Linked DNA regions of Mus musculus: region 1 is linked to region 2. The links are chromatin loops, found by intact Hi-C in ENCODE. Cell type or tissue: heart. All regions are shown on one strand. Each heading gives the region's core, and the rest is flanking DNA. Links, peaks and the distances in the headings are about the cores only. Region 1 overlaps Tmem131 (transmembrane protein 131). Region 2 overlaps Tmem131 (transmembrane protein 131).

The links. A loop is a pair of places that touch in the nucleus more often than their neighbours do. Peaks named below come from ENCODE experiments on the same cell type or tissue, not always from the same donor. Only the 100,000 strongest peaks of a DNase experiment are listed, where the experiment ranks them.
Region 1: a loop joins it to region 2, with 2.1 times the contacts of the local background. A loop is called at or near these places in 5 of 42 quality-filtered maps.

Annotation. Positions count from the first base shown.
Region 1 is chr1:36,913,330-36,916,243 of GRCm38, forward strand. The region is part of intron 1 of Tmem131 (transmembrane protein 131); the gene reads right to left. Among named protein-coding and RNA genes, the nearest start is that of Tmem131, 25 kb to the right of the region's middle. In heart, for the core only: a CTCF peak has its summit at 1,386; a DNase peak (open chromatin) is centred at 1,392; H3K27ac peaks cover 288 bases.
Region 2 is chr1:36,838,315-36,841,228 of GRCm38, forward strand. It overlaps Tmem131 (transmembrane protein 131), which reads right to left. Exons shown (of 41, transcript NM_018872.2): 7 at 2,075-2,197. Among named protein-coding and RNA genes, the nearest start is that of Zap70, 78 kb to the left of the region's middle. In heart, for the core only: no CTCF peak of the experiment used is centred there; a DNase peak (open chromatin) is centred at 1,737.

The DNA.
Region 1 (2,914 bases), core at 227-2,726, 75 kb after region 2:
GGACTTTCAAGACAATGAACGTTCCTGTTTCCACAGCTGCACGTTTTTAAAATTAATCTGAGAATACTTAAAACTGGTGAAGCTTACTGCACAATAAGTATTCCTATGAAGCAAATAAGCGGAGGGAGTTTGGTGGGATGCAATCCATAAAACTCAGTCAACATACTATTTTTCCCCTAGAAGAAGGTCTCATGCATAAAATGATGTGCTAAGGTCCCTCAGAAGGCAGCTCTTTTTTTGTTTTGTTTTTGTTTTTTTTTTTTTTTTTTGAGACAGGGTTTCTCTGTGTAGCCCTGGCTGTCCTGGAACTCACTCTGTAGACCAGACTGGCCTCCAACTCATAAATCTGCCTGCCTCTGCCTCCCGAGTGCTGGGATTAAAGGCATATACGACTACCGCCCAGCACAGAGGGCAGCTCTTAACACCCCTGCCACAGCCTTCACACTCTGAAGACAAACACAGCTGCCCCTTACTTTTGGTCTGTTCACGATCTCTTATGTGCTGTATGTATTTCAACGGCTTTTCTACCCTAAGATCCCAGTACCTAGTCAGCTTTATATTACTGAAGGGTTGGAGGGAAGCATGGTGGGAGAGCATGAGTAAAATGTATGGAGACTGAGTTCAGACTCCAATACACACACACATGCGCACTCAAGCACGCACGCACACACGCACACATACACACACAAAGAAAAGAGGAAGGAAGAAAGGAAAGGAAACACAATGAAACTATACTTACTAGAACATTAGTTTGGAATCAGAAAAACGAATTAGGAGTGGTTGGTAGTACATGCCTCTAACACCAGAACCTGTGAGGTTGAGGCAGGAGGATCACAAATTCCAAGGCCAGCTGGGACTATACATAAAAATAAATGAATGAATGAATACCAGGTAATGCTAATGCTATACCACATTCTTACAAGTTCTAGACCTATGCAAGTACATGTGGTACATTACTCTTAAAGTTCAAAATATTTGCATAGGATTGAAGTAACATCTGAAAGAATAAAACATTTTTTTAAATTAGAATGTTTCCCCAAAATCCATTTCTCTCCCCACAAGCTCAAAGTAGCCTGCGTATAGGAACATTCTGATAGTCCAATCTACTTCTAAGAAACTTGCAAATCCAGTGTTCATTCCTGGAAGTTTCTCTGTAGACAGAAGCCTCCCTGCACCTCCACCGCACAGCCCCATCACCCAGCTGCCAATCAAAGACCTCGTTTCCTTTCTCAATTAAAAGAGCTTCAATGCCCAAAACACTGCTAAGGAATGTGGGAAACGGCTACAACATTCTACTCTTCCGCTGAGTTTTCTCAATGCTGACCTCTGACCTCTACTTCCTTGCAATTGTTGCTCAAGTCATTTCCCATTTCTGAAGCTAGGTCCAGAGTCACATACCACTCGTGTGGAGCAAGCTCAGTGGCAGTGCAGGAAGCCTCAGGGGACACCATTAGGAAGGAAGTCAATATTTTCCATGATTTCCTTAAAATAGTCGAATAAATGTTACTGAGGAAAACAAGAATCCCATGTAGCTAAGAATAGGTCCACTTTTATCCACTAAGCTTTTTAATATACAGCAGACACATGTCCTTCTAAGTCAATTCCACTGTAGAGTCTTTTCCTTATCTCCACCTTCACAGCAAACCAGAAGAAATTAACACGAACACAAATGTCTAGCAGCACCTACTATGTGCTCTCTGTGCTGCTGGGTAAAGAGTATACACTAGCTTAATTCCCTGGGAAGAAGGGTAGAAATTCCTAAGTCAGGAATAAACTACCAAGTACAAACTGAGTGTCACATACTGCAAACAATTACAAACAGAAAGACTGTTTTAGATTTCAGATTTTTTTTTTTTCAGATTCTGGAATGCTTTTAGGGATGAGACCCAAGTCTAAACAAACAAACAAAAAAATTACATTTTACATATAGGAATACACATGGCCTGAAGGAAATTTCAGAGAGTATTCTGAGTGGGCATGCATTCGGTGCCTGTGGTTTACAGCGCTGAGCACAAGCTCTAACATGAGTGAGGGAGCCACGTGCTCCATCTCTGAGCCGCACCCCAGCTATGTACCTAGGTTTGCCTGTGACCTCTCAGATGAAATCGGGTATAAAGTTTTCCACTTGTGGCAGCATATAAGCCCTCAAAATTAGGAGCATTCTGAATTTTCAGTTTTGGGTTTGGGGTGGTTAACTGATAGTAAGTTTACCTTTTGCTATTAGCTCCTATCAAAGAAAACTAGGGAAAACACTGGCTCTTGGCCAGACCTGGGTCCTCATCTACATACATGAGGGAGCTGGGACACAGGAGAGAGCTACAACCTACCAAGTACTCCTGTCAGGGATGGCCATGGAACCCTCTGCTGAGCATGTAGTGGACAATGGGAATGCTGGGTCAAGACTGGCACAACTGGCAGGCGTTGTATAACACACACCTTAATCCCAGCACCCAGGAGGCCCAGGCAGGCCTGGTCTACATAGTGAGTCCAAGACAGTCAAGACAGTGAGAGCCTGTCTTAAAAAATAAATTAATTAAAACAACAACAACAACAACAAACCAGAAAGACTGGCACAACTCCACTAACCTCCCAAACAGCGTAGATTATTTAAAACTGCTTCTAAACAGTATGAAAGAAATTCTCCAGTGTATAAACTAGTCTTCGCCTAGGCTAACCTAAAAAGCTGCCATATTTTCTGTCCTCTGCCTGCTATGAATACATGATCTAAGTGTGATTCTGAGTTGAGATGAGTTAGGAGTCGATGGCAGTTGCCCAGGACCTCCGCCCTGTGGTTCTTTTAGCCAGATCTTAAAACTTTAATGAGTACAGAAAGAAGGGCCACGCAAAAACAACTTAGGAGAAGAGCAGGCTCTGAGAAGAAAACCCAGTGAAAAGGAAGATTCTGACCAAGAAC
Region 2 (2,914 bases), core at 310-2,809:
TGTCTTCTCAGCCCTTGGGAGGCTGAGGCAATCTTGAATTCAAGGCCATCTGCGCTGCACAGTCTGTGGCCATCTTAGGCTACATGAGGCTATTTCAGAAAAACAAAACCAAAAAATGTATACGTACATATCAATTTTACATATAGCTAGATCTAGTGGTGGATCCAATAACAGTGCCATGAGAAGATTAAACACTCTGAGATACATGTACAATTCTAATAAAGATCAAAGCACTTGGTTTCTGAGTTGAGAGTGTATATGCCTAGCATGTGCAAAGCTCTGGGTTTGAACCCAATAGCACACATACCAAAAAAGGTCTCTACAGGAGGGCTGGAGAGAGAGAGTGGCTAATGTGCAACAACTCTGCAAGGCTGGACTGGAGCAAAGTCTCACGGTCTATGGGATGAAGGGAACTACAGTTGACAACAGTTAGTGGCCATTTCAAAGATCACAGAAGATGTCGAGTGTTTTTAATACACAGGAATAGGAAGTGATGGGTAAGCCAACTGCCCAGAACTCATTTTCTCCTGTAGACATGTACTGAAATGTCAGAGTGGTCCATAAATATGTGCACTTAACTATGTTTCAGTTAAAACAGAAATACAAAGATATTTGGTTTTGAAGCTTGTGCCTACAATGTTTTTTTAAATTAATATCTCTGGTGTACAATAAATGACAAGTATTCAAGTATAACCCGGGAATTGCTGACCTTTGTATACAGGCATGAAGCCATCCCTGCAATGTAGATATTAAATATAGCCAGTGCTCCAAAATTCTCTCCGCCCCCCCTCTTCTCAGGCAGTGCATATTCCTTTGACTCTGGGCATTTTCCTGTGTTGCCATATTGCTGTGAGATAGTTTCTCACTGAGCTGGGAGCTTGCTGCTCTTTCAGATTTGGCTGCTTAGTGAGCTGTCAGAATCGGCTTGACCTTATGTCCCCAGTGCTGGGATTACAGGTAAATTCTACCATGCCAAAGTCTTTCAGTGGGTGCTGGGGATTAGAACTCAGGACCTCATGTTGGAAAAACAAGCATTCTTATCTACAGAGCCACCTTCCCAGCCCCTCTTCTAGAGTTTTCTACACACAGAGTAAATAGTATGTACTATATCTGGCTTGTTTTGTTTTTTTCTTTCAATGTAATTACCTTGAGATTCACCAGGTTCTATTAATAATTCATTTCTTTTCTCTCTTTATGGTTGCTTTGCTTTGTTTTATTCATCTGCAACATGGCCTTGCTACAGGTTGTCTGGACTCAACAATCCAAGTACTGAGATTAGAAGTGTGTGCCAACTTGCCTGGTCTCACATCACAGTTTCTTACACTAACATACTGGTGATGTCTAGTGTTGGGTGACATGAAGCTGCAGTAGGTACTGACTGAGGACACTTGTTATGGACACCTGCCTTCTTTTCTTTTAGGTAAACATTAAGGAAGAGAGTGGGCAAGATGGTGGGAAACTTTAATAGCAGAGAACTTTAGTGCTAACAAAGAATAGATACATTGATTTAACTTTAGTAAATTTGGGGCAAAGTAGTAGTAAGTAGGGGAACTGTGATACTTGTTTTATCATAAAGTCTCCCAGGAAGGAGTAAGAGAGAACAAAGCAGTAGGACATCTAAACTCCAAGATAAGCAGAAAAGGTTTTCTGCTTGCTTGCTCTCCTCTGTGTATGCTGAAGGCCACGCTCTGCAGGCTGGCTAGAGCTCTATCTCACTGAGTACTGTGACCTGCCATTTGGCACAGCTGGGCACAGCTGAGCAGCAGCACGTCTGTCCAGCAAGTGCCAGGCCTGCATGATGCCCCACCTTTAGCAAACAAACAAGGAATAACTGGGAAAGGAGTAGAGAAATTAATTCAAAGTGAAGATAACTAGGTCACAACAAAGACTGAGGAAAATGGGTAACACGCAAACAGTGTGGACTGCCCCACATCTCTTGAGCCCACCTAGAAAACCCTAGGACTTTTTCTAACATAGTCTTGGCAACTGTGACAGACTTGAGATTTCTTGCTAGGCACTAATTCCCACCAAAATGAAGATTAAACTTACCCTCTGGAAAAGGACAGAAACTCACCTGTAAAGGCTCACTGTGAGGATTGTGTATGTTTATTATGGGTGAAAAGCTGCTGTTTACGGGGACTCTGGCCCCAAGAAATGGCCTTAATCGATACGGATTTGGAACCCCAACACCAAATACCTGTTTCAAAGGGGGGAAAAAAGCTTTAGTTGCGTTGTAAACTAGCATTTTCATAGTTACAGCTCTCTTATCTCTGGAGAACAGTCAGTCTAATTTTGATGCGAGCAATGCTAACCACCCCTTGAAGTGGCATGCGTAGATCTGCTTTCCTGTGTACATGCATCCAGAATGAGTTCTGGATGACTTTTAGCACAGCCCTTCAGTAGACCATGGACTACACATAGAGATGCACACAGGGAGCTGAAATTTCCCTATCCCACTAGTAAGGGATAGAGCCATGACCCAGACAATGCTCAGCTATGGAGCCCAGGCTCAGGTTAACCCCCATGGAACATTTCACTTAGGCTGACCAAAAGGGAAAGGCAACTATTCAAATGACAAATATTATTGTCTATGCTATGCCAGGCACAGCACAGGCACCGTAGTGAACACAGTAAATAATGAGCCCATGGCACTTACTCTAGTACTGGGCAGATGTGGTAAAGGCAGAGACTCTTATAAAATGTGCTGTGATTATAAAGTAAGTCACAGAAGGAGAAGGAGTTGGGGAACAGTGAGAGGTAGCAGAGGTGACATCTGAGAAAGAGCAGGGGCAGGGCCAAGAGTAGCAGACAGATGAGGTGTATTTAGGACAAAGACTTGGAGGAGCACCAGCTGTGGGAAAGGACAGAGTACACTAGAGTACAGCAGTCATTGAAGCTCATCTTAACAACCTGA